3 separate regions of the Homo sapiens genome follow, and regions 1 and 2 are each linked to region 3. A link is a loop called in an ENCODE intact Hi-C map of the cell type or tissue named here. Cell type or tissue: sigmoid colon. All regions are shown on one strand. Links, peaks and the distances in the headings refer to the core of each region. The heading gives the core; the rest is flanking DNA.

Region 1 (11,025 bases), core at 2,144-7,143, 180 kb after region 3:
CTTCCTTCCTTCCCTCCCTCTCTCCCTTCCGTCCCTCCCTCCATCCCTCCCTCCCTCCTTCCTTCTTTTCTTCCTTCCTTCTTTCCTCTCTTTCTCTTTCTCTCTTTCTCTTCTTCTTTCTTCTTTCTCCCTTCCCTTCCCTTCCCTTCCTTTCCTTTCCTTTCCTTTTCTTTCCTCCCTCTCTCTCTCTTTCTCTCCTCTCTCCCGCTCCCTTTCCTTTTTTCTTTCTTTCTACAGGGTCTCCCTCTGTCATCCAGGTTGGAGTACAGTGGCACACAATCAAATCTCCCTGCAGCCTCAACCTCCTGGGCTCAAGCAATCCTCCTGCCTCAGCCTCCCAAGTAGCTGGGACTACAGACGTGCATCACCACGCCGTGCTATTTTCATTTTTTGGAGAGACAGGTTCTCACTATATTGCCCAGGCTGGTCTTGAACTCTTGGCCTCAAGCCATCCTCCCACCTCGGCCTCCCAAAGCGCTGGGATTACAGGCATGAGGCACCATGCCTGGCCTGAACCTCTTCCTTTCTTTTCTCTCTCCTCTACCTGTGTTGTCTGTCCAACACAACTGCCAGATCTGACCCTGGAACACAGTGTTAATTATCTATTGTTTGATTGGAACACCACTTTTTGTTTTTTGAGATGGAATCTAACTCTGTCACCCAGGCTGGAGTACAGTGGCATGATCTTGGCTCACTGCAACCTCCACCTCCTGGGTTCAAGTGATTCTCCCGCCTCAGCCACCTGAGTAGCTGGGACTACAGGCGCCCACCACCATGCCCGGCTAATTTTTGTATTTTTAGTAGAGACGGGGTTTTGCCATGTTGGCCAGGCTGGTCTCTAACTCCTGACCTCAAGTAATCTGCCCCCTCAGCCTCCCAAAGTGCTGGGATTACAGGCGTGAGCCACCACGCCTGGCCTGGAATACCATTTTCTTAAGGGTCTCTGAGACCTAACCCTGACCTGAGCTGGAGGTACTGTCACGTACCTGTCAGTGGGCAGCAGTACCCGTCAGAAGGCCACAATGCCTTCGTTATCAATAAGAGTTGCCACCCTGAGACAGTGTGCACACCCCTCTTTACCTGCCTTCTCCATGAAGCAGCCATACTTGGGCTCCACTGCAGGTGCTGTTGGTGCTAGGACCTTGCTCCTCTGAGAAGGGGGCTGAAGTTCCCAGAAGCTGAACTTCCAGTTGACAGCTGGCAGGTTGTTGCTGAGATGGTGGTTGCTGGAAAGGTGCATCTGACCCAAGCTGGGTTTGGTTTTACTGGAAATCTGTATTCAAAAGCTCTGGTTTTTGTTCATTGTGTCTAAAGAGACATAAAAATTAATTTAGCATTTGAGACCCCAGTGAGGACAGAGCCTGTCTCATAACAAGCTCAAAAGGATCCCCATTCTGACCACACAAGAAGATTTTGAGTGAGTTTTGAGGGGATACACAGGATAAGGGAACAAAAAGCCCCTCTGGCTTAGGAGGTTAGGGTGGGAGAAGGGTAGATTCCTTAAATATGCCTACAATGCAGCATTTCTTAGAACAAGGAACTGGAAAAAGGACATTACCAGAATGCCTAGGATGAATGAAATGATTCTTAGTTGAAGCTCTTGGAGGAAGGGCATTTTATTTTTTTTCTCATTGTTGAGACTAAAGGCTTGTTCCTATAAAGGTGTCAGAATAGAGGGTGACAAGTGCATCTCCAAGGGCTACAAACTCAGGTGACTGCCCAGGCCAGGCAGGATATATGCGTGGGTGAGCACAGCAAGGCTGGGTGCTCCTTTGCCCACTCTTGTCTGTGCCTGGCTGAACCCTACCAGAAGAGCAGGAAGGGTAGTAACCAAGGGAGAAAGAACAGGCACAGTTAGTGCATCCTTGGAGGCTCACATATATACACATCTCTGCCCTACACATTCTCTGCTACCTCCTCCCCCAAAGCTTTTGCTGCTTAACTATGCCCAAGTTCCCCCGTTCTGTGAGAGCTAAGAATTAACCTTGAGTTGATGTCCTTTTGGGCATCTGTGTTTTCTTGCCGTGTGTTGCCAGAAATTGATGTATATTTGACTCCCCACGTGTCCTACCCCAGTGTACATTGACCAGATTGTAACATCTTTGACGGGGAGGCTGTTTGCCTGCTCCTCCCTGCCATTGTAGCCAGGACTGGGCAATACAGGGAGTATCCACGTATCTTTCTTTGTGGGTGGGCTGGTGAGGTCAATGAATCTCAGAGGTCTTGCAGGCCTAGGGTTCTCATTGCAAAGGCCATCCAAGACAAACAGGTAATTTGTTTTAAGCGTATTGCCCGGAATTCGAAGCAAACGCTGGATCCAAATAGTCTAAAAGGTGGCTGGAGCTTCAGGCTTTCCAAACCCATCTGTAGAGTTATATGATTTACTGAAATACAAGAATGTTCTGCTTTTAGTGCTCAGAGCTCCCAATACCCAGTTATTTGTTTTACACATTTTCCCCATTAGAAATTGAAACATAGCAATTAGAAGCCAACCCAGATTGTTCCGCATTTAGGGGGTTTCACATGTCTACTTGATAATTTTGTATCTGTAGCAGCTTGGGCATAGCAGCCTTAAAGAGCCTTGTTTGGATTGTTGGAATAATGTTTTCCAGTTTAAAGTAACTGCTAGAATGGTAAAAAAAAAAAAAAAGAAGAATAAATGCGTGGCAAAACTCAAGTCTATTAGCCTTGCCGTTCACACCTGTAGTTTCTCTCCATCCAGGTGTGGGGTTAACTCAAGCACCTCGGGTGTATTTGCAGGGATTCTTTAGGAAAAAAGAAAAAAAAAAGAGAGAGAAAAACCCAAGATGCCTAATCAGAAATTACCTTACTGGTAGTAAAACCCAAATTCATGAGAATGTATAAAAATAGATTTCTTTTAAATGCCAGGGAAGAGATTTGGAAGCGTTTTGGCAGATTCGGATGCACGGACCGACCTGCGCCAGGTTCTTCTAACGTTAATAAATATTCATTTTGTTTTTTTGGGGGGGAGTCCAAGTACTAAGCAGAGGGTCCTTGTTGTAGAAGTGAGATCTAGTTCTGCAGCGAGAAATTCGAATTCTTAAATACCAGGTATTCTTTTCTAAAACTGTAACTCTTTCCTCGCAATTCAAACGGTGCAGGGGGACAGCTGCTCCTGGAGATGGATTCAGCCACGGCCTTTTCTTCTCTCGTGCAGCTAAGCCAAGCCAGGTATGAAAACGGTGCTCCCTTCCCCTTCTCAGACATCTTGTTTTTCTTTCTTGGACACACAGAGAAAGCTCCATTAAATATTGATAGTGTTTTGATACATTAAAATCGAGAACAAGTCAGAAATCTTATATACAATATACACAGATGTCATTTTTTTCTGGTTTCGCCATTTTTGACCAAAAGCGTCAATATTTTACAGGAATTTCTTTTCCCTTCAAAGCCTGCAAGAAGTCCACTTCTCACAGAATGCATGTCCAGTTGGTACTGAAACGGTTCCCCCCAACATGTCTGTGGAGATCGCGTTATTAATATTATTTGAAAAATCTACTTACCACTTGTGTTCAATTTAGCAAATTTGGAGCTTGAAAAAAACCCTCAAAATAATTTTCCTTCATCTGGCGGAGAGTAACATTGTTCATAATAAGTAAAAATAAATGTTTTGCCATTCTAAAAATAATTTAAATAAACTAGAATATATATTTCAAACAATATAGTTCATTTAAATTTATTTGAAAGACAAAAAAGGTAAAGAGAGAGAGAGAGAAAGAGAGAGGGAGAGATGGAGAGAGAGACCTCAGTTGCAGCTGTTCCAAAGAGTTCGGGTACAAATGTTCTTTCATTCCTTTGCATGATTTTGATAAAATTAGGTCAAAGAAATGTTCATTTGAAAACAGTGCTTTGTCATATTATCTACAACACATGTCTAGCAAATTTATGAATCCAGCATTCATCTGCGTGAAGTTTCAAATCCTAATGAATGGTTTAGACAGCATTGTCATCAATTTTCCGCAGGTGCAGCTGAGGCAATCAGTCAATTCAATCAAAAGCCTCCGTCAACTTGCGTGGCGCTGTCATTTTTTACATTCGGATTGCTGAAATTAACAAAAACGATCCTCCCTGAATGCCGTTACACTCCTCCCGCCTTTGGGTGGCGCTTTTGAGCAACGCTTTGCCGCTCGCCGTGCTGCAGGATCTCGCAGCATTTTTTTTTAACTTTATACTAACATAATATTTCTTTTGTGATATTATGGAGATAAAATTGCACTGTGTGTTTTAACACACATTACAACAACCTCTTAAGGCAAAAAAGTAAATTCATGCAAATGAGTTATAGAAAGTGAAAAAGATTTCTTGTTCGGTGCGGTGCGCGGTGGGACCCGGCGCTGGGAAACACTCCAATTGCCAGGTTCTGAACTTCCTCGTCCCTTCTCCTGTCAGGCTGTGCAATAGAGTGCAATGCGGGCTCTCAACTTTGGAACTGTTGCTTTAAGATTTAAGAACCAGGCCACCTGGTTGCCTTTATCTTGTGTTTCCTCTGGGTTTACCTTCCACTGCCTTCCAACAGTCTCTGGAAATCTCCGGAGTGGGCTTTACTGGTATCGGGAGAGGCACGTTTTATTGCAACCTGGGTGATGAGAATTCTCTTCCTATCACTGCAAGCTATTGAGCTCCTTCTCCTCAAACGGTTAACAGCAGCTTCAAACCCTGCCACTTACCTTAAAAGAGTTAAAGATCCTAAGAAAGAAAAGCTTTGGCTTTTTAACTCATTGAAAAATAAACTTGTTTCCAAAACTCTGTAGTCTAAGAAGGATTTCAGCAGTGCCAGTGAGGTAAAGAGAAAACTGCAAGAGACACTCTGCATATGGCAAAGATGAACACTCTGTCTTCTGTCTCCCAGGAACACTACCAGGTTCCTTCTAAATCTTTAGAATATATGGACAGACAGAAAGCACTTAGTATCAGTTTCTCCATGATGAATAGAGTTAACCTTTGTAGTTCGCCAAAAGTCAGTAAGTTTTTCTTTCCCATTTGTTTCAGTCCAACGATGAGTAGAAATGCAGGTAGGACCAGATAAACTCACATTGTCTTGGCCTTTTTGCTTAATGACAGCAGCCGACTGCTTACAGCAGCTGGCAAAAGAGAAGTGATAATATTAACTTATTTAAATAATCAGGTTACATGTAGTGACAGACGCACTCAAATTTATTAAAGTCGCTTGAAAAATATTTAGATGCTTTTCCTTTGCAGACATCATGAATGGTCAATTGCCCCAACATTTCTGAGGCCGTGTTAAAAAATACACTTGGTTTCTAGAAGAATGCAAATTCCAAGGAATATAATAAAAATGTTCTTTTAAACAACTAGCTATGTCACTTTGCAAATAGCTTTGATGTAGCATTCCTGCCTGCATAAAGTTGAAGCTACATCTGTGTCAGCCATACCTGAGTTTATGATACCTTCCCTGAGAGAGCAATTAGGGGCTGGTGAGGGCTGGAGTTCTAGCTAATATTTGAAACTACATGTGCGTCTGCAAGCTAAAGGGGAAAAAAGGGCTGTGATCATCTGTGAATAGAGAAAAGAATTCTAACAGCTCCTACCTTTTAGACACTTGATAAAAAATGCGGTTGGGGGGTGCCTGGAGAGTCTCAAGGGAGTGGCTTTTCCGCTGAGAAATGAAGACTGCCACATAGCCGCCAGCCGGGCTTGCTGTAGGAAGCTTACAATTCAGCTCTCTTCGGTGGAGTTTGAAGTTAAATGGTCCTGTCTGCTTCTTCTCTTGTTTGTGTCACTTGTTAAAGATCCCTTGAAATGCACCATTACAGTTTCTTCTTAGTTGATTACAACAGAACTAAACTAGTCATCTTGCATTTCAGCTATCCCTAATTTCTTATAAGGGCCCAAGGAATAGATCTTTTCTTTTTTTTTAATTGCCCAAATATAAAAACATTTGACTTGCTATTACTCTTAATGTAACTGTAGATCTTGTAATAAAAGGTGAAGTGAAATTGAGTGTCCATAAATCAAGCAAATGAATGCACAGAAAAGAACTAACGATACATATAGTCAAAAATACGTGTAGCCTTAAAGGAGATGCTTGGCATTGTGTGTGTGTTTTAATATTATGCTTTTCATTAGGCTGGACTCTGTTTTACAGGGAAGACAAATATTTCCATATTTGAATTTTTCTTTCTCTCTTCCAATCCAAAAGAGAATTTCTTTTGTTGTTGTTGTTGTTAGTTTCTTTCTAAAAGGGAAAGAAATTAACATTGCTTCCCCCCCCATGAATATATGTGGTGAAAAGCTTGCAGGGTGTTTTGATGAAGCATGCAAAATGTTTTATTAATCAGAGTAATAGAGTAGAAATGAAGGCAGTACGTCTTTAAAAGTGCCTGGGTGTCCAGGTACGCGGGGAAATCCGTAAAACCGTTGACCAAGCACAATGTACGTAGACAAATGTCTTCTCATTGCGTGATGCGTGAAGGCCATGATAGATGGCTTCTAACAACAAAGCGTGACCACAGAGACAAAATTAGTGTTGTTTTAATTACCAGTGTCTGTAATGTTATCTATCCATAACTGCCTGAAATAGACCGTCACAGAGGGTCAGAAGGCGACCTGAGCTCATACTTCCACACATAGCTTCCTTATCGGTTCTGGAGTCGTAACAGCAGTGTGCTTAAAAAAAAAAAAAAAAAAGAAAAAGAAGAAAAGAAAAAGTTTAATATTTCACTTGAAACATTTACTTATAACAAAAAAAATTGTTTCTTGTTTAAGGGAAGTGCCTTTATCTTTTTCTTTCAAAGCAGATCTTATTAAATGCTATTTGGAGGTCAGAGTAATGGGCAGAAAATGGGACTGGCCTTGACATTCTTCAATGAAAGTTTACATTCTCGGAGCGGTGTTTTTTGTCAGTCACAAATAGCATTATGACACTAATAGGAAAGAAGGTTCTTTATTTTTGAAACCTCCTTGAGCTGAGACGGGCTGTTCTTCAGACATTTGTAAGTGTGTATATTGTGAAGATGAAGTATCCCTTACTTTCTGAGCTTGCGGGAGATGAAAGATAGGCCAGTTTTTGAAAATGGCCTGCGTGGCACATGCTATAAATGAGCAGGGAAAGCAATCGAGCTAATAGATTACAGTAATTATCCAATCTTTGGCTAGTTTGTATTGGCAAACTATAAATACAGTACACATTAGAACAAGGTGCTTACAGAATGTACATGAAAGGTCATTGTAATTTGCAAGTCGCTAGTCATTAGAATATGCTAAAAACCATTGCTTCAGGGCTCAGATTTTAATGATGAATACATTGATTATTAAGTAGCAGAGGAAAAATGTACAAGAGCGGCTGTGGTGTAATGATAGGTCGCTTTATTTTGGGAAGGAAATCAACTCAGCTTCAGAATGCAGGCATTGAGGAATATAATTGCAGTGAGGAAAATTCCTCAGAGGAGCTTGGCACATATTAAAAGCAAAAACTTGAGACATGTTTGTGATAAGATTACTAATAAATCTCTGGTAAGTCTTAGACTCCTGACAATAATACAGCAACAGAGTACTTCATCTTCTCCAAGCTTTAGAATTTAAGATCAGTCACAAACAATCTAAATTACGACTGATACTAGGCAGATGCAGTACTGGACGATGTTGCTTGTCATAAATCTCTCGTTCCTTATATGCAAATTAAACTCCATTTTAAAAGATAATTTTTCACATGGTGATCGCCTTTATTTGCAAAACGCTGGTGATTTTTAATGGGTAAAGAGAAAAAGCCAGGCTCTACATCCGGGAATGATTTTGTGCAAGAGGGGAGGCAGGAGCCTGTCATCTGGATGCTTAGGGTGGGGCAACTTGACCGGCTTTGGAGAGAAGTTAGGGACCAAGTTGGGTTTAAATACAGCCACACAGTGCCTAGAAGCTGCCTTGGCTGCTGGCTGCAAGGGGGAAGTCCCTGGGTTGCATCTAGGTTGCAAGGCTTTCTGACTTTTATATTGCAGAGTGGTGCGCCTGTTTCTGCTTGTTCTGGGATGGAAGCATTTTGTCTGACAGCCACCCGCCTCCTGCCCTCCTCCTGCCCCCCTCCTGCCCCGTTCTGTCTCTGCTGGGGAGTTCACCCTCTGCCCCTTGAACCTCAGTTCTAGCTGGCTATGGGGCCGAAACCCGGAGTAACTCCTCACATGGCTATCCTGAGTATCTTTTCCAAAAAGAAGTCAACATGGAAATGGCGTATAATCCTGAGTCCTGTGCCAACCGTTAATCACTTTTTTTTTCTTGCGTTTTAAGAGCAAAGCAGCAGCTTACCTCTGGATCCTGATAGAGAGGGAATGGCTTGCTTTTCCTCATCACAGTCTGTACTCATGAAATATTTGTCTCTGAAGCCCTGAATTTTTACTGCAGGGCTGTTGATGGGAAACTTGGAAAGAATAAACAAAAATTTAAAGAGTGGGAAGCACCTGCCTTTTCTGAAATCCATCATTCCGCTATGTCATCCATGGACCTCAAGGTTTATAGGAGATGCTCGGCCTCTTTGTTGAAGCCACAGGGCAGTGAGGCCAGGTGTGTTGAAGGCCTCTCCAGGGCCCCAGAGACAGGGATGCTGGCTGGCATTTATCTGGCAAAAGAGCAAAGCAAAGGGGTTTTCACACCATACTGGGTTCACCAGGGTAGTTTGGGAGCAGGGTGCTTGGGATAGTCTTATTCTATATACACCTCCAAAGAAATATCAGGACCAAGGGGCCATGTGGCCAAGTGTTTTCTGACGAGTAGCAGCACCACCCTGGAAATCTGGGTCCAATCAGAGGTTGGGCAAATTCTTCTTTTCCCCTGGTGCTATCAGGATGGAACTCCTACTGTTTTTCCATTGTTTTCTTGGAAATACATTGGCAGGTCCCAGAAAAGTGTTGGGAAGTCTGTATTTGTGCTTCTCTTTGTCTTTCTGTCGTTCTACCCCCACACCCTGAACATACACACTCTCTCTCTCTCTCCCTCGCTCCCTGTCTCTCCATGTCCTCTCCAAATTAACAAACTTAAAACAAAAACCAAGTGCTTGTTGATCAGTGCTGACAGAACCTGTTCCAGGAGGAAGGGACTAGTGGCTCCTCGGGGGAAGATGCGGCGGGAACCAGGTGGAGCGGCACATCCCTCTGGGTCCTGTGTAGCTAGTCATTTTATCAGCCTGTGCATTAAGGGGCAACACCACAAAAGGGTAAGAGTATAAACATGCTTTACAATTCTCAGCTCCCTAGCATAAGAATACTTCCTGCGTGGATGTAAATTTACAACAGGTGCTTATCAAATGTGAAAACGCTTGCAAATCGGAAACAAACTTAAGGGCGAACATATCTCAGTGACGGCTTTTGCAAGGGCTGTGCTTGATGTTGGGCTATAATGTTGTTCCTCTTTAGTTTCTACGTGAAGTATCTTTCCATGGTTTGCCACAGGGAGAATTATGATGGCTGAGCCTCAGACACTGGTGTGAAGATGCAGATTTGTTTAATGAAATCCGTATTTACCATTGGGTTACAAACACAGCTAATATGCCCTACATTCAAAGGAGAGATCTTCACTCTCAGAACTAATATTTTCATTAATTCTGTCTTTCTACCAGAAGGCAGACATCATCTAACCATCTTTGCAGCGTAACTGCACCTGTGATAGAAATGTTTTTCAACCGTCCCGTTCTCGATGACTAAAATGTGTTGTATTTGTAACATAAGGCAACAGCTTCCTTTCTTGGTTTGCCTGTCCTAAGTGGTGAATTCTCCAGTATAATCGGGCTGTGTGTGTTTTTTCTGAATTGCACTTTTTGTTTTGCAGTTTTAAAATAGTCCCCACCCCTTTGCCCCCCAAATCTTTAAGGTTTGCTTGTAAGATGTACTTGTTGTGCAGGAAGCAATTAGCCTGTTACAGAGATATTAATTAACATGTTGAAAATGTTTTCTTTATTAATGAGAAATTCACACATTCTATTTAAATTAATTTGTATAGTTTAAAATTAATTTATCGTGGCCTTTGATGACCTCAGATCTACGAAGACAAAACTGGAGTATTGTACTAACTGTTAAACCATTCATTAAACATTTTATGCAAATAGTGTTTGTTTATAAACAAATTAACTGCAAGGATTTTCAAAACAGGTGCTGTGTTGTGAATGCGTACTAAATGATGTGGTACTGAAAGAATTAATTAGACCTTCAAATGTAATTAGTTGCAATAATTTGCGTGATTAGCGGCTTGGTTAAGAAGTAAGACACACACATTGTAATGCATGGGAGAGTCACTGCAGTAGCTTTGTTTTTCATATGGTGAGGATGAGTCTTCTCCATGTTTAGGAAATTTTTCAAAAAATTGCTGACATAGCTGCAGTTAATTGCCAAGTATCCTGTGGGGGGTAATGTTGTTGTTGTGGTCTTTTTTTTTCCTCTTTCTCCCTTGGCTTCTTGCAATGCATAGCCACTGGATGCAATGCTGTTTATTTGCACCTTTATGAATTTTTAAAAGAGAAAGTTGTTAACCCCAGATCTTTTCATCCCCAGAGGATATGACAATGCTTAACACTTTGAGGGTTAAAAGACAGTACACAATTATTATAAGCCAAATGAAACATGTCCTGCATTTCAAGAGCGGCTGTTATCGCTCAGGGAATAGCGGCAGTCATTTTTTTCTTGACGTTGCAGTGTCTTTTCTGTTCTTTCAGAAGATGGGCCGCCACTGTGAACAGTTTAGTCTGATGGGCCATGGAAACTGGTACTTGTCACTGCCGATGGCTTGTTTACATGAGGCTGGTATTCTAGAGGCAAGGCCGTTGAGATCCCTGGGGCCAAAGCTTTCAGATGGATTTATTCTCTAGGGCCATGTTGCTGTGAGATGGCGCTCAACGACTTAGGGACCCTCAGATCTCTAACCTCTATGCTGAGACCTTCCATAGTACTGTCCTGCTTTGAAGGATCCTGGTAAATAATAGACCAGAGTGATTTCATTTCTTCATTTGTTCAGAAATATTCATTGGGTGCTCACGAGGCACCAAGGCCCTGTTTTAGGCTCCAGGGG
Region 2 (11,025 bases), core at 3,883-8,882, 550 kb after region 3:
CCCTGGCAAACCTCTGGTGTGAATCCAAGAGTCCAAAAGTTGAAGAACTTGGAGTCCGATGTTCGAGGGCAGGAAGCATCCAGCACGGAGAAAGATGGAGGCCAGAAGACTCAGCCAGTCAAGTCCTTCCACGTCCCTCCAGCTGCTTTTACCCTAGCGGCACTGGCAGCAGATTAGATGGTGTGCACCCAGATTGAGGGTGGATGTACTTCTCCCAGTCCACTGACTCAAATGTTAATTTCCTTTGGCAACACCCTCAAGGACACACACAGGAACGATACTTTGCATCCTTCAATCCAATCAACTTGACACTCAATATTAACCATCACTGTGGAGATTGAAAGGGGTGTTTAAAAATGGGGAGTCTGATATGTTAGATATCTAATTTACAAAATTTACATAATGAATTTAAGACATATGAAGTGCCTAAACACACACACACAAACACACAAAATAAAACTTTAAGCATATCAAAAGAATTATAGAGTCTTATTTTAATAATTATTTTTAAAAGTAGAAAACAAAAGATGGATAAATTTGAAGTTGCCAAAGTTTTAAAAAACACAGTATGTAGGTAGGAAACATCTTAATCTAAAGGTGACACTAGGAGAAAATATTTGCCTCAAATGTGACGAGAACAACTGTCAAAAATACATGAAAATGCTTATAAATCAATGAGAAAATTCAAGCCATCTAATAGAAAAAAAAAGACTATTTAAATATTTCAAAGGAGTCAGCCAATTTGGAAAAGAAAACTTTTCCCTGCGATTACATTTCCAGGATTTATCATAGCAAAGCAGTAGAAATCATCACAAGGAGATGTAACCAAATATGTTTATGGAAACATTGTTTATAAGTAGAAAGAAAAGCCTGGATAGATGAATAATGAACACTACAGGAAAATAGTTAAACCTTAGCATGGTATATTATGCCATGTTTTTAAATGTCAATACAAGTTTTACATGGTTTGATGTCATTGGTATGTTAAGTAAGCATGAGTTGTGACCTAATCAAAAGGAAACTTTATTTTTTGTTAACTACCATCTCCTTAAACTTTATTCATTGAGGGGCCAGGTGTGGTGGCTCACGCCTGTAATCCCAGCACTTTCAGAGGCTGAGGCGGGCGGATCACGAGGTCAGGAGATCGAGACCATCCTGGCTAACACGGGGAAACCCCGTCTCTACTAAAAATACAAAAATTAGCCGGCCGTGGTGGTGGGCATCTGTAGTCCCAGCTACCCAGGAGGCTGAGGCAGGAGAATGGCGTGAACCCCGGAGGTGGAGCTTGCAGTGAGCTGAGATCACGCCACTGCACTCCAGCCTGGGGAGACAGAGCGAGACTCTGTCTCAAAACAAACAAACAAACAAACAAACAAAAAACTTTATTCATTGGGTAGCCTTTCCATATCCTTGGTGAAAGTGCCCTGAGGTCCTGACTTCACTGTGTACTCTTGGGTGAAGGTGACTCAGGGGGATGGGTGTAAGGGGGTTCACTCTAGGTTAATAACTATTTCAGAACGAAACCTTGTTATGAATCTTTTCACTCTCTTCTCTTTAGACCTTTTAGTCATTCTCCAAAGACAGTATCAGGAGTTGTGGAGCAGATTTTACTTTATAGCCATTGCCTATTTTTCATACAGTGTAGTTAGTCCCCCAGACACCTTGGTGTTTTGATGTGTATCTAGTTGACTCCTCAAGAGACCTCAAATCCATAAGAAACTCACTTTGACAATCTGTCACTTAAAAAAAAATGTTCACAATAGTTTTTTATATTTTTCTCTTTCTAGCAAAACCAGAATGACTACTCCATATGCCCAGCTTAGATGCTGTCTAGTGCCTAAGTCTTCTCCAACCCCCCACCAGAGTGAATACATTTTTTCTTGGTATTCCTTGATGCATTTGGTATGCCTACATTATTGTATTTGGCATGTTGTATTTAATCAGTTAAATACGACAGCTGCTGTATTTATGTGTCTATGTGTCTCCTTCTCCCCACTGAATGTAAGCCTCGGAAGGGCAGAGGCTGTGTACTATTCAGTTATGCTTATGGTCTTCCTGACGTATTTCATAGCCTAATGCCCAGAGCACACTAAGCACTCAATAAACAGAATGAGCATTCTATTTCCTGAGCAAGGCAGAGGAATCTTGGCTCAGGAAAGGGGTAGGGAAATGAGATTTCTTCGGTGTGAGTGTGAAGTGAGATTGAACTTTTTAAACACCCCATAGCCAGGAAATGGAACACTTCATATTAATATATACATTTAATAAATGACAAATAACATCAAACAGAAAATATTACATGTGCAATGTAGCATGTGCGAAGCTGAAAATGATTTTCCTGAGTGTTGGGCTGTAATCAAGTTCCCTAATGTTGCATTAACATGGGTCCTTTAGCTTAATAGATCCTCCTGATATTTTTTAGACATTTAAGAAATGGAATAAACCCAGCCATATCCTAGCTTAGAATGCATACAACTAATTTCCCTCTGAGACTCAAGGACATCTTCTAAAGTGTGATGTGGATTACTGGATTTGCAATGTTTTTTTTTTAAAGAATTCTTTTGAAGATAAACAAGATCCACATTCCCCTTTCAATATCAATGTCCCAATTTCTAAGTGGATACCTTCTTCCAATTTATCTCTGAAAAATAGACCTGTCAAGTCGTTGGCATTTTGTTTGGACATTTCTTTGTTAATATTGGCAAAAAATTAATGCACATGGGAGATGTAAGGGGAGTCTTATGTGGACAATTCATTTAGCGTAAAGCTCATGGAAAAATGATGCCTTTACTGGGTTTCTCTGACCAGCCTCAAGCTCTCTGAGATTAGCTTTAGATTCATAGACAGTGGCCAGGCATCGACCCTGGGGGTCCGGCATCTACACATCCAGGAAAATGTCCTTTCCCCCAGGCAGGGCTATTATTCTATCACCGTTGTCCCAAAGCATTAGATGAAGAAACAACTTTCCACAAATACAATCCACAGCAGTTCTTGCAGGAGGTGAGGAAACTGCTGATGACTCTTTTCTACGGTCTTTGCATCTCTCAGTCTTGGAGGTGTGGCCAGGTGTAGTGTAGTGTAGTGACAGTTGGCCTGGATATTTGAAAACTATGCTTGGTATCCACAAAGAAAAAGAGTCTATAGATTCATCTTCCATTGTCAGCTTTGAGGATCATTAATCCGTATTGAATATTCTCACGTTTTGGCATCTCTGGGCACTGATGAAACCAGCTTCCTCCTTGATGTCCCAAGACCTGGATTGCACCTTCAGTTTTGACACATCTTTATTCTCTGACCTTCAACTAGCCACCCAGGCTCCTGGACTGAAAATGGGGTCAAAAATATCCACCTCAGATCACCTTAGGCCAGGAGTTTTAGACCAGCCTGGCAACATGGTGAAACCCCATCTCCACTAAAAATACAAAAATTAGCTGGGTGTGGAGGCATGGGCCTGTGGTCCCAGCTATTTGGGGGGCTGAGGCAGGAGAATTGCTTGAACCAAGGAGGTGGAGGTTGCAGTGAGACGGGATCCTGCCACTGCACTATAGCCTGGATGACAGAGTGAGCTTCCATAAAAATAAAATAAAAAAATACCCACCTCATTAGTGATTTTCGGAACAAATAAAATACTGTGTGAGAATGGAATTTGCAATCTGAAAAATAATTAAAACTCTCAAAAAGTAAGTTGTTAATATCATCCATATTAGGCTTCCGGATTGATGCAGTAATAATTTAAGTACTCAGTTTTATCTTGCCCACTGCCAAGTTTTTGTAATGCTTTCACAAACTTTACCTTATTTACAAAAATGCTACGATGTAGTCTTTGCCTGAAACTGTAGGAAGATAGTTGAAGATGGGTGGGACAAGTGGCAGAGAAGTTAGGTTTTCAAAGAGTGTGCATACTAGTTGGGGAAATAGGGTGAACTACATGTAACCATTTCCAAGAGTATCATCTTATTTAGACTGATAAAGTTTACATGGGTCAGGAATGTACAAATGCTTTGGGCAAACAGACAGAGGCCAATTCAACATCCCACTCCTGGACCACAAGCTCCTCCATTTCTATCCTAAATCCATAGTCACCAACCCTAGAAGATCTCTCAAACCTGCGAGGCTCTTCTGCTGCACTTACCAAATTAATTTGCTTTCTTGCTTATAGACTTATTCTGAAATGTATCTCTTCCTTTCAAATGTTTGACTGCCACCACTCAGCACACGACATGTCCTCTTACATTACCGTGATTATCTTAGACAAAGCTTCCTGGTGCCATGCCCCAAGCCTCCTCCACCTGTGCAGATCTGCGTCCTCCTCCCTACTCAACTATGGGATGGAGGATGCTCCTCACCTTCTCTGGGGTGAATTCTCTTCCCCATGGTCACCACCTAAGCTTTAGGTCCCACCCCTCCTAACTTAACAAAAACCCAACATGATCTATAAAATGTCCCTTCCCCTTTTTATCCACACAAGTACTCTTCCCCCTGCAGGGGCCTTTCTGCTTACCACGAACATCCTCAAAATTCCTGTCTTCAAACAAATAGGCAAGCAAGCCAATAAGCACACCTCCCTGGATGCCACATCTCCCTCCTGCTGCTGCCCTGCTGTTCTCTCCCTGCCACAGCCAAGCTGGTGGCAAGAATGGTGTCTGCCACAGTGAGAATAACCTGCACTGTCTGTGTTCTCTTGTTCCTGCTTCCTCACCTCCCATTTGCGATGACATTCATGCAATTAGCTTCCTCCCACATCCCTCCACCAAGAGAGACATTAGTTCACCAATACCCTTCATGCCCTAAATCCAACAAGTGTTAAATTCTTTACCCTCTTGCCCCTTAGCAGCTCAGGGCACTGATGACGCCTGCTTCTTCACTGGAACCATCTGTTCCCTTAGATTCTGTCATGACTCACTCCCTTGGTTCTCTTCCTACCATCCTAGCATCCCCTTTCAGTCTTCTGCAGACTCATTGATTCAACCATTAAATAAGAGATCTGTCTGAGGTATGGCCCTACCCCTTTTAATTTTCCTTGGGTAATCTCCTTTATTGTTTTTCTTACCATTATTTTCCGTTTTTAATTGTATTTATTATAATTATTTTATTTTATTTTATTATTTTGAGACAGAGTCTTGCTCTGTCACCAGGCTGGAGTGCAGAGGCGCGATCTCGGCTCACTGCAACCTCCTACAAGGATCGAGCACTTCTTCGGCCTCAGCCTCCTGAGTAGCTGGGACTACAGGCATTGCGCCACCACACCCAGCTAATTTTTGTATTTTTAGTGGAGACGGGGTTTCACCATGTTGGCCAAGATGCTCTCGATCTCTTGACCTCGTGATCCGCCTGCCTCAGCCTCCCAAAGTGCTGGGATTAAAGGTGTGAGCCACTATGGCTGGCCATAATTATTTATTTTAATTGGTAAATTAAAATCTTATATATTTGTAGCATACAGCATGATTTTTTAAAATACATATATATTACAGGATGGCTAAGTCAAGCTAATTAAGGTATGCATTTCTTCACATACTTATTATTTGTTGTGGTAAGAACACTGAAAATCTACTGTCTTAGGAATTTTCAAATATACAACACATTGTTAATTGCTAGATTCACCATGCTATACGATAGATTGCTTGAACTTATTCCTCCTACCATGCATATATCTATAACTTCCATATTTTTATCTGCAGTAGATGCCTCTTTGCAGAGCACTGGATCAATATCTCTGGCTAGTTTCCATCTTTTCTTAAATAATTCAAAGTCGTCTCAATCTCAGTGTGTTCAAAATCAAACTGGTGGTCGTTATTCTCAAAAGTAACTCTCATCTCTAGTTTTCCATTTCCAGTGAAGACAACCCTGCCTCATCCAAATGTCAAACAGAATTGTTAGGTCCTCCTCTCTCTTCATGGTCACTATCTCCAAAATATGGCTTAGTCTCAATATCTTATTTCATAATCTGTATGGAATCTGATTTCTTCTTTCCATGTACAACACAATCATCCCAGTCCAAGTTACCATCTCTTTCCACCAGAGCTATTCAGTAATTACCAGTTGATTTACCGTCATGCCACCATTCTCTTTGATGCCTCCAGCGTGATCTTTGCAAATGGAAAACCTCTTTGTGTTGGAATAAAGTTATTTCCTGCTAAGCCCTGCCCTTTGCCCATTTAGTCAAGTGGGCATTTTATATTCGATGCCTCAGAAAAAGAATGATACTAGCAGAGTACAAAGAAAAAAGAAAACATTTGGCTGGATGTGGTGACTCACACCTGTAATAACAGCACTTTGGAAGACTGAGGTGGGAGGATTGTATGAGCTCAGAGTTCAAGACCAGCATGGGCAACAGAATGTGACCTTGTCTCTACAAAAAAAAATTTAAAATTAGCTGGGCATAGTGATGCATGCCTGTAGTCCCAGCACTTTGGGAGGCCGAGGGAGAAGGATCGCTTGAGTCCAGGAGTTTGAGGCTTCAGTGAGTGAGCTATTATCACACTGCTGCACTCCAGCCTGGGCAACAGAGCTGGATCCTGTCTCAAAAAAAAAAAAAAAAAAAGAAGAAGAAGAAGAAAGAAAGAGAAAGAGAGAGAGAGAAAGAAAGAAACAAACAAACGAAGGAAGGAATGAAGGAAGGAAGGAAAGAAGGAAGGAAGGAAGAAAGAAAAAGAAAGGAAAGAGGGAAGGAGGGAAGAGAAAGAAAGAAAGAAAAAGAAAAAAGAAAGAAAGAAAGTTAGTTCTAGCTATGGATAATCCAAAATTAGGCCTCAGAAAGATGAACTTAGGCATTTGGAAGAATGCTTATAAATAAAGAAAAGTTTCTCACTTTCCAAACTTGAAAGAATTCTTAAGATAGAGGAGATGTACAGAGATGAATGAGTGTAACAAGAGAAAGAAAGGTGGATGGGGCTTGCAACAATGACACCAGACCTCCAGGAAACCAAGAATGAAGGGCAGAGGCAGCCTAACCTCCTCCGGCATGATTCTCACCCATAACTAATGACCAAGAGGCCCTCTAGTGTCCACCTGAGCAAAGGTCAAAGCTGTGCCATCCTGAGGAGAAACATTGATTGTCTTCCCACTAGATTCAAGAAGTTGGCATCCACTAAGGACTTTTCTTCCACTGCAGTTAGCTTTGCCCGTTGGCCACTCATAGGAGGGGTGCACTTCCAAATTCCAAATGAGGCTCTGTTAAGTGACATCTGACTCACTCTTTGTTATCAAACTCTCTTTTTTTTTTTTTTTTTTTTTTTGAGACAGTCTTTCTCTGTTGCCCAGACTGAAGTGCAGTGGTGCAATCTTGGCTCACTGCAACCTCTGCCTCCCGGGTTCAAGTGATTTTCCTGCCTCAGCCTCCCAAGTAGCTGGGATTACAGGCGCCCGCTGCCATGCCCAGCTGATTTTTGTATTTTTAATAGAGACAGGGTTTTGCCATGTGGGCCAGGTTTGTCTCAAACTCGTGACCTCAGGTGCTCCGCCCGCCTCGGCCTCCCAAAGTGCTGGGATTACACGCACGAGCCACTGCACCCAGCCCCAAACTTTCTCTTGATAATTTAGGAAACTTATAAATTCCTAGAAGGAAGGCAGGGCTCCGGACCCTGGATCATAGCTGTGAAGTGGAGAAGGCACACTGCAAAGGAGATCCGAAACTCTCACCTCCTTGCTAAACACCCTTCCGTGGCTTCCCAAACCCTGGGAATGGCCTCTGGGGCCCTGGATGGTCTGGCACCTGCTCATCCTCCTTCTCTGCCTTGCCCCTCTCTTCTCCTCTCTTCCTCTGCCCACCTCCACCCCCACAGTTGCCTATTTCACTCTCTCTGCATACCTTCAGGCTTTCCCTGCTCAGGACTCTGCCCTTTCACTGGAAGTTGCTGCTTCCCCCATCCTATTTGCCTTTGAGCTCAGGTCTAACATCACCTTTTCCAGGGAGCCTCCCCTATCACCCTGCGCAAAGTCAGATCCAAGTCCTTTAATTTATCTCTGTCTATAATTGGATTTTCATTAGTACGGCAATTTGATAAATGGGTACCTCCCCAACTAGGCTGAGCATTTTTGTGGTGAGCATTTTTGGTTGAGTCAGTTCCTGGAGAATGGCAGGATTTTATCTGATTGTACAGCATTGGGGGAAGACCCAATGAGCCAGTGCATGTAAAAACAATTTGCAAACTGTAAGTGCTAACCGACATGCAGGACTATTAGTGGCCTGACTATGCTATGAACCCAGGTGCAGAGGAGAAGCGAGTTGCGGTCAGATCTTGACAGCTCATTGTCAGCCCCTCCCCGGGACCCTTTCCTTCCACTATCTCGTATCAGTGAAGTCTGTTGTCCAGGGATATTAGGAATTCAGTCTTCAAACTCGCTTACCACGTTTCCCCGTGCAAGCTATTTTTGGTTAATTTTTTCTGCTTTGATGTTTTGTTTTACTGGGTGAGTCTGGCAAGCCACTATTGTGTGCAATGTGCTATATAAGGTTTTATTGGATCGCATTGTTTACGTCTGTCTGTGACAGGTACTAGCAGTACTAACCACCCTGTGATTTTCCAGCAGTGAAAATAATAGAGGAATTTCCTCCAGGTAAAATAATTAGTGGTTTAGACAAAAAAAAAAAAAAAGAATATTAGTCTTTTTTTAAGCATAAGTTTCAGTTTCTGGGGTTACAAAGACAGATTACACAGAATTTTATCGGTTTAACTATGAATTCATGTTTTCCCAGTTGCTCCGTGACAGTTCCACAGTTCAGATTTTGCCGTAGGTTGTGGTGTCTGGACTCACTGGGTCAGCCGCACTGCTGATGAGCCATTGTGTGAGCCATTGTGGTTTTTTTTTTTTTCTTTTTAAAGCAAATCTTGGCACACTTGGTTTTGCCTGTTTCAACAACCCCTTCCCTATGCGTGTAGCCTCAGCCGTAATTTGCTGCCCTGATCCTAGAACTCTTCTTATCTTCTTGTGTCCCCTGCCTCTTCTGAGGCCCCAGTGGCTCTCCCCTTGGGGTGGGGACACACAACAGAGAATGGAAAAACTGAAAGAAGCTTTGGAAATTTTGCCTGATCTAAATCTGGCAAGATTTAGCAAAAGGAAAAAAAAAAGCCAGATTAAAATGGAATTTTAGATAAACAACCAATACTTTTTGTTATATGTGTGCCCCATGAAATATTTGGACATACTTTATACTTATAAAAAATTGTTCATTGCTTATCTGAAGTTCAAGTTCATCCTATATTTGAGGCAGCAACGCCAGCCCAGCCCTCTCATGTTTAAAGGTGGGAGCATGTCTCCTCTGATTGCAGGACGTTTCTACACCCCATCAAATTCATGTTGAGTCTAATTTTGTGAGTTTCTGCTTCATTTTTTCTCTCTATGCCCATCCAGCATGCTTTTATGGGAGACAATGGAAGCCTGGAAAGGGATTCCCTCTATCTGTGTTTCTAAATACCTGATTTGGGGAATGAAACAGTGCCCTATAATTTGAACTCTGGCTAAGATTCTAAGTACCGCTGTCTTCCTACCTGCTCCCTCCCCACTGTGGAGGCCCTCTGGACAAAGTGTTCCTGTTCACCTGCTGCTTATTGTCCAACAATGCCTTCCTTTGTTCTCCTTGCCCTCTCGCTAACGCCCTATCCTTCTATTCTTCCTTTTCTCCCTCCTTCAGACTTATCAATGCCATCCACGGTAATTTTGGAGACGGAAATAGCAATGCATTGTCTTTCTTCTATTCTTGGGGGATTTGGGCATATGCATGCTGGGGGCACAGAATAGGATGCACATTGTCCCTAGAGCAGGGCTTTCCAAGTGAACTCACCATGGTCAACAGTGCAAGGAGACCCACCTAGATACTCCTAGGTCATTGGTGGGTTTGATGGAAATCTCAGTTGAGGAATATTTCAGGAGGTGGAGAAGGGCAGATAGATGCCTTTTATACATACACACACACACACACACAACATACATATATACACACACCATATATACATATATATGCATATATACACACATATATACATATATACATATATGTGTGTGTATATACATATGTGTGTGTGTGTGTGTGTATATGTGTGTGTATATATATATATATATATATATATAGAGAGAGAGAGAGAGAGAGAGAGAGAGAGAGAGGCTTGTATAAAGCAAAATCACCCCAGCTCTGATTATGACCACGTTATTTCCTTATTGTAAATAGCTCAGGTCATTAAAGAAAAGACTCTTGTGATGGAGAAAACCTGGCAAAAAGCAACTAAGGTGATAAACCAATCCTTGGAAGGCCAGGTAGCCCTTCTTCTGAAAGACTGGCCAAGAGAGACCCCAAGGGTGCAATTAGAGAGAGATTTATGAAGTGACAGAGTGTGGGGACTTAGGGTTCTCTTTTCTGTGGGTCAAAAGGAGGAAGAAAAGGGAGAAAAAAATTTATATATATATAGAAAAAATTGGAGCCAAATGTTTTCACACCATTGCAATACGTATCTTGTGTTCTTTCCATGGAGCTCGGCGGCAGGTCAACAATAGGTGATGGCAAATTTTAATGGCTAAAAGATGGCCAGAGAGGTGGGATGCTGTCCCTGATGCCTAGCCCCTTCTGTTCAACAATGCATTGGCATTCCTAGGCACAGTAACAGAAAATCAAAATAGATTAGAGGCATAAGGGCAGGAAAGAGGCACTAAAATGATTTCCTGGGGAATGTTACCAAGGTGGGGATGGGTGCAGGCAGTCATGTGGGTCAGGACACAAAGGAGAGAGGATCAAACCTAGTGGGAGAGGTTAGGGTAGGCTCAGGAGATGGCAGGGTCTTCTCTGGCTACCTGTGGAGTGAGGAGCCAGGATCTTGGATCTATCTTTGTTGAGGCTTGTGAAGGGTCTTATTATTCTTATTTAGAGACAGGGCCTTTCTTTATCGCCCAGGCTGGAGTGCAGTGGCAAAATCATAGCTCATTGCAGGCTTGAATGCTTGGGCTTAAGTGATCTTATCTTCCCATCCCAGTTGCCTGAGTAGCTGGAACCACAGGCACATGCCACCACACCAGGCTAATTTTTAAATTATTGGT
Region 3 (11,025 bases), core at 2,379-7,378:
GGGCTGGGTAGCGTGGCTCACGCCTGTAATCCCGGCACTTTGGGAGGCCAAGATGGAAGGATCACTTGAGTGTTTGAGACCAGCCTAGGCAACGTAATGAGACCCCCTTCTCTACAAAAAATAAAAATAAAAAAAATGTAGCTAGGTGTGGTGGCATGCACCTGTGATCCCAGGTACTTGGGAGGCTAAGGCAGGAGGATGGCTTGAGCCCAGAAGGTCGAGGCTGTAGTGAGCTGTGATCAATCACATCACTGCACTCCAGCCTGGGCAACAGACAAAGACCCTGTCTCATTAAAGAAAAAAATAGTTAATACTGGAAGAAATGGGACTATGGAAACAGGAGAGGCAAAGATGAGTGTAATTTCTGGGACATAAGATGTGCAGGCCTGTAATAGGCACCTCAATTTTATAAGAATTATCTTAAGAAAATAGTTTGATTAATTTTTATCATGCAAGAGATGATAATGACTTTAAAATGATTGAGGAGGAAAGACATCATTTTCCTCCCATATAAATATAGTGGGATGACATTAGAACCCAGGAGGAAATAAATCCTGGAAATCTATTAGTTAATCTCCAAACCCTGAAAAAAATGTGTAAGACCACATAGATTTTGTGCTTCCTTCCATGACATGGTGCATTGGATGCAGGAAAACTTTGCATGTGCATTTTTGGGAGAAGTGTGATTTCTATGCTGACACCTGTGAAGGTGGACATGAAAGCTCCTGAAAGTGTAGATGACGATCATGATTCAACAGAACGCTCTTCTTTCTTTGTTTAGCCACTGACTGTCCAGCGTTTTGGTTGGACTCAAGGCCAATGCACAAGATGATTTCTGGGCTGGGGAGAATGGGGGGTGGTGTATCCTGAGGGCAATCCCCTTAGCCTGATTCTCTATTTTCAGGGACATCCAGATCTCCTGAGGGATGAGCTACCAGAGCATTCCAGCTGACAAGGGGCTCAGAAAAGAAACACATCAAGATTCCACCCCCACGACGGTTGCTTACTCAGTTAGCAAGTGTGAACCGCCAGTGCCGCCAGGTTCCCCGCACCAGGCCACTCCAGGCCAGGCACAGCTCGTGCAGTGACCTCCTGAATCGGCCTCCCTGCTGCAGTTCTGGCACACTGGGTTCCATTCTCAACCGGGAGCTGGCGATATCCTGGGAAAATGAAATCAGGTCTCGTCGCTCTCACGCACAAAGTCTCCAACGGCTCCCATCATACACAAAAGAAAATCCACACTCCCTCCTGTGCCCCAGAAGGTTCTCTGGGCTCTTGCCACCTGTCCCCTCCCCTACGCCTCTCCTTCGCCTTCTCCTTTTCAGCCACACGGGGCTCCGCGCAACTGTTCCGCAGGCACACCAAGCCCCTCCCCTCCTCGGGCCTTCGCCTCGGCTGTTCCCTCTGCGGGGAAATGCTTGTCCCAGATTCACAGGTGACTCGCTGCTCACCACACTCAGGTCTCCTCACCGTCACCTCCTCTGAGTGGCCCTCCCGGAACCCCTCCCTAGCATAGCTCCTTCCCCAGCCGGTCGGTGACCCTCGCCCTGCTTCCCTCCACAGCAGGCCATGGAACATCCCCACGGGGCTGCTTTCTTGGTTTGTTCCTTTTCAGTTTTCCTAACCGTGGAGCTTATCGACTGCTCTACAAGGGCAGGGCTTTGTCTTGTTTACAGCTGTTGCCAGGCTTGAACGTGCTTTGCTCTGAATGTGTGTTTTGAGAGTATTGGATTTAAAAAATGAGCAAATGAATGAGCATTGTCTTTTTTTTTCTTTACTTTTTTTTTGGTAGAATGGAGGCTGGTCTCGAACTCCTGGCCTCATGTGATCCTCCCGCTTTGGCCTCCCACAGTGCTGGGATTACAGGCATGAGCCCCCTTTGCCTGGCCTGAACAAACACTCTCAAGTAATGCTGGTGGGAACGTAAAATACAATATTTCTAGAAAACCACTAAAACTATTTTTCTTCTAAACAATTGATAAAAAATTGTTAAATATATAAAGAAAAAAGAATATTAAAGCAGCCAAAAGAATATTAAAAATTACTTGTAGTCCACCTGCCATTATTATTATTTAAAGGAATACCTTATAGGTTTTTTTTTCCTATGTGTGTAGAAAGCATGGTTACAATGTAACTTGCTTTTTGCTATAAAGCAGTATTTTATGAGACCTTCTTGAATATTAAATGTTAAGACATCCTTAAATGTTAATTTCTACAACATTACTATTGAGGACTTGATTGTATTATCTTATGATATTATATAATCTATGTAAAATCTGGTTGCCTATTGTTGGACATTTGGTTTGTTTCTGATAGCAATGAACAATCTTACAGGTGAATCTTTGTACATACCCATGATAGATTCCTTTGGAAGTAGAATCTTTGGGTCACGTGTTGTAAGAATTTTGATCATATTGTGAAATTACCCTTTATAAAGTTTACCAGTTACCTGATTTACCCTATCACCTGTGGTGTTGAAAGGATTCGTTTATCCATCCTTGACAATACAATCATTGTTTTTGTGTTTATCAATATAGGGACAAAATTTTCTCATTTTTGTTTTAATTTGCATGTCTTTTGATTATTAATAAGACTAAACATCTTTTATATGTCTATCATTTGTATTTCTTTTGGTGAATTGCTATTCATGTCCCCAATTCTATTGAAGTATTTGTCTGTTCTTCATTTGTGAGAAAGCTCTACACACCTGGGGCATTAACCTTCTTTCTGTTATGTATATTGAAAGTGTTTTTTTCTCCTAGTGTTGGTTTACCTTTCAATTTCAAAATTATATTTTTCACATGTGGGTATTTTAAATTTGTGCACCTCAAATCTGGGCATTTTAAAGTTTTTAGCTTCTGCCTTTGCAATTGGACTTAGAACTTCTCTATTACCATATATGTAAATATCACTTTTATAGTTTCACTTAAAAATTTAAATCTTTAATCCTTATAGCATTCATTTGAATATGTGGTATGAGGTAGGACACTAACTTTTCTTGTTTTCTGAATGAGTGGCAGATTGTACCTATAACTTCATCAATCAGCCATCCTTTTCCCACTGATATAAAATGGCTTTATGTTAAAATGTAAGTTATTGCCTATTTGCTCCCTTTTGTGCTCTCTATTTTGTGCTTCACTGTTTAAATTATTGTAGCTTTCTGTGATATATGTTAATATCTTTGTTGAGGAAGTCTCCTCTCTTTTTTCACAAACATGTTTTTTGGAGATTTTTCCTTATTTACTCTTTCACATGGAATTTGGAATCAATGTGACAAAATATCAAAAAAGCTTTGATGGAATTTTTATTGGCCTTGCATTCAAGTGAAAGATGAGATGAGTGGGGACTGATATGTTGGTGATACAGTTTTTCTGACCACTCATTTGAGCACTATTTTATATTCACTCATCATTTTAAATAATATTCTCCACATAGGTATTATACATCTAGAAAATAGTAATGCTACTAAGAGCTTTAAAAATGTTAATTCTCAGCTGGGCGCAGTGGCTCACACCTGTAATCCGAGCACTTTGGGAGACTGAGATGGGCAGATCACCTGAGGTCAGGAGTTCGAGACCAACCTGGCTAACACAGTGAAACCCCGTCTCTACTAACAATACAAAAATTAGTCGGGTGTGGTGGTGCGTGCCTGTAGTCCCAGCTACTGAGGGGGCTGAGGCAGGGGAATTGCTTGAGCCAGGGAGGCGAATGTTGCAGTGAGCCGAGATTGCTCCACTGCACTCCAGCCTGGGGCATGGAGCCAGAATCCATTAAAAAAAAAGTTAATTTCTTTTCATTTAATAATTCTGCCTTTATTGATGGATCTTAACAATATAAACAAAAGTTTCTGAATAGAGGTTTCAGTTATAGCATTATGCACAAGGATGAAAACATTAGAAACTCTTTAAATGAGCAATTGGGAGATGGTTCAGTAACTTTTGGTGCAGTCCCAAGTTGAAATATTACACAGCCCCTAAAAAGATATCTGTGAGGCTATCTTGTGTGACAATAACTTTCGTTTAAGTGATACCTAGGAAATCAAGGTTTAATATTGTAGGAAAAGCTTTGTATTTCATAGGTACACAGAAGACATCGTAGAATGCACATAAAGACTGGAGATAATTGTACGAAAACGTTAATAAGAGCGGTTATCTCTGGAAGAGAGGTTATGATGAACAAAAATGATTATTTTAAATATGGGAGCTCTCTGTCCTTTCGAATGTCCCTGTAATTTGCACGCACATTGAGCGAAGGGCGCAAAGCGAACATTGGCGGGCAGCGAGCGGGCGGGAGAGCCGGGCGGTGGGGCCGGTGCAGTCCCGCGCGCGGCCGGAGGGTGGCAGTGTCCGCTCGCAGACCCGTGGCGAGCGGCCTGCTGACCTCTGTCGGCCTCGGCCGCCTCCGGTTTATCACCGATCGCAAGAGCGGAATGAACATATTTACTTGTGTTTTGCTTTCCACTTATAATATCTAGTGGCATGGGAGGGAAATGAAAACAATTGTTCATAGGGGAAATTTATGAGCTTCATCTGGCTGCGTGATTTCCGCAGTTGCCCCGCCGCCGCCCGGGGACTCGGTTGCCTTCTGCATCCTCGGGCGAGCAGGAATGCGCTTTTCCAGCTGCCAGGGCGGCCCGGCGGGGCCCTCGGAGCGGGTTTTGGTGGCAGCTGCCTCGCAGAAGCAGAACTTGGCAGGCTCCCTTTCCTTCCCCTTGAGTTTGAGAAGGGCCCCAGGTTCCCTGTTTTCGGGGTGTCAGGGTGCTCCTGGGTTCATGCTGCGCTCCCCGGGGGTCCGGATGAGCCAGCGTTTCTTGACAATCCAGGGATGTCCCTAAAACGCGGTCCCCTTGTTGGACTAGGGTGGGGCAGGGCTCTGCGGACCTTCAGACCCTCGGGAAGGCCTCTCCCGGGTCATGGTAGCGGGTGGAGGGTGGGGGCAAGTCCCTTCCCCTGCGATGCCAGCTGCATCCTGGGACCTGGGGTCTCATTTCCAGAACAGGGGCGGGGACCCCACGAAAGGGACGCCTGAGGGCTGAGGGTTTTGCTGGAGCTGCCTGTCTTTAGAAAAGGGCAGGAGATGGGGGAGCTTCTATCCCTTTCCAACCCGGCTGAAAGCAGGGCCCCTGGCTTAGCGCGATTGGACCGCAGGTGCTTGCTGGGATGGAGGAGACGAGGGGGAGACCTGTGGTGTCTTCAGACGCCTGGGGCCTCAGGCTCACAGCACTTGCTCCTGGGAACCTACCCTGCCTGAAGCTCAGCCCTAGGCAGGAACTTTCTTCTGGAACTGAACCGTTATGTCACCCTGATGAACGGCTCCCTCCCAGGCTGTGGACTGTGCCGTGCCCAGCCTAGGCAGAGAGCAGGCTGGGGGCTTACCCTCCCGGTGTGAGCTGTGCCTAAAGAGGGGAAGCCAGGCCCACTCTAGCAGGTGCCAGGAGCGTAGAAGAAGCGAGATATTAAAACCACAAACCGCAGCGACTGCCAGGAACACACTGCAAGTGGGCTTTGATATGGAGACTCATGTCATTGGATGCACGTCAGGGCATGTATGTGTGTGTTTTTGTGGGGTGCTGATCATCTTTATATTAGGAAGAGCTGTTCATGGTTATAATGGATCTAGGATTCTCCCTTCTTTCTTTCTTTTTCCTTCCTTCCTTCCATCCTCTCTTTCTTCCTCTCCCTTTTTTTCTCCTTCCTTCCCGCTTCCCTCCCTCCTTCCCTCTATCCTTCCTTCTACCCTCCTTTAATCCCTTCCTCCTTCCTTCTTTCCTTTTTCTCTCTTTTTTCTTCCCTTCTTCCTTCCCTCTCTCCTCCCTTGCTCTTCTTTCTGTTTTCCTCCATCCTTCCTCCCTCCCTCCTTCCTTGCTTTCTTTCTCTCTTCTCTCCCTTCCTCCCCCTCTTTTCTCTCTTTCTCACTTTCTTTCTCTTTTTTTCATTCATTCTTCCTCTCTCTTTCCCTCCCTTTCTCCTCCTCTTTTCTCTTTCTTTCTCTTTTTTTAAAATTCATTCTTCCTCTGTCTTTCTCCTCCTCCTTCCCTTCTTCTTTATTTCCTTCTCTTTTTCCTTCCCTCCCTTCTTCCTTCCCACCCTCCCTCCCTTCCTTTCCCAGCTTGGGGGAGGTTTCCTTGAAGTGGGTCTTTGTGCCCGTGGGATTCTAGGAAGCCAAAGTGCACAGGGTCCTTGCTCCCTGGCCTCACAGCCACCTCTTAGCCAGGACTGCTCTAGCTCTCTGCCTGCAGGGATGTGCCAGGATGCTGCTGCTGCCGGGAGCAGTGTCAGGGTCACTTTGGAGGAAGTGACCCCCTGGCCCTACCTGTTCCAGGCAGACAGGTGAGCCTTTGGTGCCAATCAGCCGGCTTGGTGGGACTAAATTGCCCTGGGGCCACCTCAGCCTTTCCCAGGGACCGAGGTTCACTTCGTCTAGGACTGGTTTCCTCTAAGTGATGTTTACTCTGGCAGAAACATGAGAAGGGGAAACTGGTTCACTCTCTGTCTTGGAGAGACTATTTAAAGAACCTGTGCAATTGCTGGTGAGGACCTGGGCTTTGCATGTGCCAGAGCTGGTAGGTTGGTTCTTTGGGGTCTCTGGCCCACGGGACCCTTCCTAGGCTCATTACAATCCACCATGTTTCCCCAGCAGCCTTACAATCGAATTACTCAAAATTGCACTGCTTTATTGCATACAGCTCAACTCCAAGACAAGCAAAGGCCCAGATAATGAACAATTATTTATGACAAATTATTACCTTTACATATAAGATTAACAATTTCTATTAAGCTCAGTATAGGTGACAACCTCTCTTAGAAAAATGTGTGTGCAGTTCAGCAAGTGCCAGCTTGAAGGTGAGGTATGGAGGGTGCTGCGTTTGTGGGTGCACCTGCTGGCTGTTCCGGAGGGTGTATTCCAGGCCAAGGGGAGCCCTTGGCTGATGGGCATGAGCTGTCAGGCCACTCTTTCTCCCAAAGGCAGCCATGTTCCCGTCTCAGCTTGGAGGCTGGCAGTTTTGATGGGGCTTCCAGCTTTCTTCATCTCCTTTTGAATGTATAATAATGAAAGCACTAAAGAATGTGAAATGTTTCTTTAATTGCATTTAAGGTTAAAAAATTCTGTTTTGTTTGAAACTGAACTTAACTTTTAAAATTATTTATGGACTCAATAACGTATGTTTGGGTTATTGAACCCTGTCTCCATGCTTGCTTTTGTGACTAGAATCCTCTCCCAGCTAATTATAACATACAGTATTTTCCCAGCAGTCTTACAATCAAATTATTCAAAATTGCATTTCTTTATTGCATATTGCTAGAACCCAAGACAAGCAAACATCAAGATAATAAACAATTATTTATTGCAAATTATTACCTAATATATAAGATTAACAGTTTGTAACTATTAAGATTAATACATGTGGTAAACTGTATTTATTATACTTATTTCGTAGCAAATATCTTTGTATAAAACATATGTTTATGTATTGCAATTAATGAGAAAAAGTGTAAGATTAACAATTTATGTTGGGTTTTGTTTTTAGATTTATGCACACTGTAAAACTTATTTATTGCACTTATTAAAAGTATTTAATGATGGACTTTTAGATGCTATATTTTTAATGTGCAAATATAAACTAAAGGAGTATTAAATTACAAAATAGAAAATTATAACTGAAGTCAAAGAATGTAACTATTTTCTGCTATAAATCTGCTTTAAAAAGATCATCACTGGAATTACCGAATCTTTAAATAGTGGCCTTATAGTGCATAATGAGTTTCAATGAGTTATCCTTTGAAAGGCTTTTTTCATCATTAAAGCTAAACTCAACATCTTGCTCTTAAAGATAAATGTAGCTAACAGCATAAACACTGGAATCATTCCATTTTATGACGAGAAGTTGAAGTAACATTGGAGAGAAGAGAAACCCGGCCCGATCGTGTTCCGTGAAGGTGAAGAAACAGGACTGGCTGGAAGACAGAGAGAGGCCGGGAACCAGTGGCAATTTAGCTGAGATGCGAGCTGCAGGCTGGGGCCTGAAGGGGGAAAGTCTGTATCTTTGCCGCCCTGGCTTGCCTTCTGCCATGGGGACAGCCACAGGTGTAACCACAGTTTCTTAGCCATAGAATTACAAAATTAGAAAATGTAATATACAAAGGTGGCAATGCTCAGACTATTAAAATAGAAATAAAATCAACAGAGTTCCCAGTCCTGAACATTCCCTGCCTTGCCAGGGTTCAGAGGCCCCAGGTGTGTGGCCAGGCTGGGAGGGGTATTCTAGAAGGCTGTCAGAGCAGAAACCCCTTGGAAAAACCTGCCCACATTTTGGGTCATCTATTTACAATAATATTGTAGAGGCCGGGCGCAGTGACTCACGCCTCTAATCCCAGGACTTTGGGAGGCTGAGGTGGGCGGATCATGAGGTCAGGAGATCGAGACCATCCTGGCTAACACGAAGAAACCCCATCTCTACTAAAAATACAAAAAATTAGCCGGGCGTGGTGGCAGGTGCCTGTAGTCCCAGCTACTTGGGAGGCTGAGGCAGGTGAATGGCGTGAACCCGGGAGGCGGAGCTTGCAGTGAGTGGAGATCTCGCCATTGCACTCCAGCCTGGGTGACAGAGCGAGACTCTGTCTCAGAAAAAAAAAAAAAAAGTATAAAAACAAGTAATGATAATTAGTAATTCCTGGGTTTCCTCTGGAGAAAATTCTCCCCTAGCCTAGGGTTGGGTGTGTCCTGTTGCAAAGATGAAGCATCACTCCAGTATAGCAATGTGTCCCATCTGTGCCCCTGGCTGGTGGCCCATCCCCTGACTTGTGAAAGTACATTGTCTCCAGCAGCTGAGGCTTGAGTTCTGAATTAGAGGTCTTGTCTAACCCCAGTTGCCTGTGGATCTCCCAAGAAGCTGGGGACAAAGTTTGAGCACAGCTTGAGCCAGATAGTACAGACCTCAGAACGGAGGTCTTTGTGCAGCACCTGTGGACCACTCTTGTTCCTCTGACCTATGGGCAAGGACTGGTAGAGAGGGGCAGTGGTGCAAGGCAGTGCAGGGATTGTTCCTGCAAATTATGTGACTGGTAGGACCGAGGCAGAGACACCAGCCGGTGCAGAGTGCAGGGGTGTGGTGAGCTGCTTTCTTTTTCTCCACTGCTCCTTGGGACCCTACCCCTTCTTAGGAAAAGGATTTGAGAGCAGAAGAGAGGATAAGAAAGAAAAGGTGGGAAGGGGAGGAAGGAGAGAGAGGCGAAGAGGGAAAAAAGAGCTTCCACTTCTCAAGCTGTGCACATCCCTGGTCACTGCTGGAGATTTCCAAAACACATTCTGCTTACTCAGAAGGCAAGTGTTCATTTACCCAGCAGCTTGTGTGGTTTTCTTTCAGATGCTGAAAGGCTTCCTCTTCCCACAAATAATTATTTTGTTTGTAGGTAGAGGGCACATATAAAAATTCTTTGAAAAAATGTGTAGAAAGCATAAAATCTGTTATTTTCTGTCTGGGGAGGTCATCATGGGGGCAGTTCGGTGCTCCTGTCCTGGGATGCGCTGTCCTGGGAGGTGGGTGTGGGAAGTTGATTGTGTCTCTTCCTCCTAAGGCTGTGTGCAACCTGGGTGGCAGAAGGACAGCAAAGCAGGCTGGCAGGCTTCCTTCTCTGCTGTGTCCCCCAATTCCCCACCTGGCTAAGTTTAAATTTTTTTTTTTTTGGTAGAGAGGGGGTCTCTCTATGTTGCCCAGGTCAGTCTCGAACTCTTGGACTCATGTGATCCTCCTGCCTCGGCCTTCCAAAGTGCTGGGATTACAGGCGTGAGCCACCATGCCGGGACCAAGGTGACATTATTTTAACCCACCAAATTGGCTGATGTTTGTTTGTAAATTTGATGGTATCTATAAAAAGCCAGATACCAACACTCCTTTTCTGCACATAGGCACTCACTTATTAACCCACCCACTCACTCGTCTTTTCATTTATTGACACGTTTGCTCATCTGTTCATTCATGAATTCATTGGTCAGTTAATTAAGCAATTTATTCCTTTCTTCCTTCCTTCATTTATTCATTCATTCATCATTGGTTCATTCAGCAGGCGTTTCTGGTGCCTCCTAAGAAAGAATTTCAACTGCTGACCAGACCAGTTTAAAAAAAAATTGATAAATACAAATTGTATATCTGTATGGTGCACAACATGATGTTCTGATATACGCATACATTGTGGAATGACTACATCAAGCTAATTAGCATATGCATTACCTTATGCATTTAGTACTTTTTTTTTGTGGTGAGAACACTTAAAATCTACTCTCTTAGTGATTTTCAAGTATTCAATATATTATTATTAACTATAGTCACCACCATGATGCCCAATAGATCTCTTGAACTGATTCTTCCTATCTGAGATTTTATATCCTTTGACCAACATCTTTCTAATTTTCCATCTTCCCAGCCTCTGGTAACCACCATTCTACTCTCTGCTTCTATGAGTTCTACTTGTTTAGATTCCACCTATAAGTGACATCATGCCATATTTGTCTTTCTGTACCTGGTTTATTTCACTTAACATAGCGTCTTTCAAGTTCACATGTGTTGTTGCAAATGACAACATTTCTATCTTTTTTTTTTTTTTTTTTTGAGATGGACTCTCTCTCTGTCACCCAGGCTGGAGTACAGTGGCTTGATCTCGGCTCACTGCAGCCTCTGCCTCCCAGGTTCAAGAGATTCTCCTGCCTCAGCCTCCCAAGTAGCTGGGATTACAGGTGCCCACCACCACTCCTGGCTAATTTTTGTATTTTTAGTAAAGATGTGGTTTCGCCATGTTGGCCAGGCTGGTCTTGAACTCCTGACCTCAGGTAATCTGCCCGCCTCGGCCTCCCAAAGTGCTGGATTTCTATCTTTTGTTTAAGGCTGAATAGTATTTCATTGTATATATGTGCCACATTTCTTTTTCCATTCATCTGTTGATAAACACTTAGGTTGATTCCAAATCTTGGCTATTGTGAATAATCCAGCTCAGTTTTGAAAGATGAGGAACTGGCACAGCTCTCTCTAGG

The links. Peaks named below come from ENCODE experiments on the same cell type or tissue, not always from the same donor. Only the 100,000 strongest peaks of a DNase experiment are listed, where the experiment ranks them.
Region 1: a loop joins it to region 3, with 4 times the contacts of the local background. A loop is called at or near these places in 9 of 110 quality-filtered maps.
Region 2: it touches region 3 in a loop (6-fold over the local background); 18 of 110 quality-filtered maps call a loop at or near these places.

Annotation. Positions count from the first base shown.
Region 1 is chr19:32,035,116-32,046,140 of GRCh38, reverse strand. The region is part of intron 2 of LINC01837 (long intergenic non-protein coding RNA 1837); the gene reads left to right. LINC01533 (long intergenic non-protein coding RNA 1533) reads right to left here. Exons shown (of 5, transcript NR_110675.1): 2 at 9,046-9,151; 3 at 8,434-8,587; 4 at 1,085-1,308. Among named protein-coding and RNA genes, the nearest start is that of LINC01533, 15 kb to the right of the region's middle. In sigmoid colon, for the core only: a CTCF peak has its summit at 4,122; no DNase peak of the experiment used is centred there; H3K4me3 peaks cover 662 bases; H3K27me3 peaks cover 743 bases.
Region 2 is chr19:31,672,462-31,683,486 of GRCh38, reverse strand. No RefSeq gene overlaps it. Among named protein-coding and RNA genes, the nearest start is that of LINC03103, 90 kb to the right of the region's middle. In sigmoid colon, for the core only: a CTCF peak has its summit at 6,997; no DNase peak of the experiment used is centred there.
Region 3 is chr19:32,218,107-32,229,131 of GRCh38, reverse strand. No RefSeq gene overlaps it. Among named protein-coding and RNA genes, the nearest start is that of LINC01782, 120 kb to the right of the region's middle. RefSeq lists a silencer at 4,239-4,298. In sigmoid colon, for the core only: a CTCF peak has its summit at 4,328 (motif pointing right); a DNase peak (open chromatin) is centred at 4,341; H3K4me3 peaks cover 589 bases; H3K27me3 peaks cover 537 bases.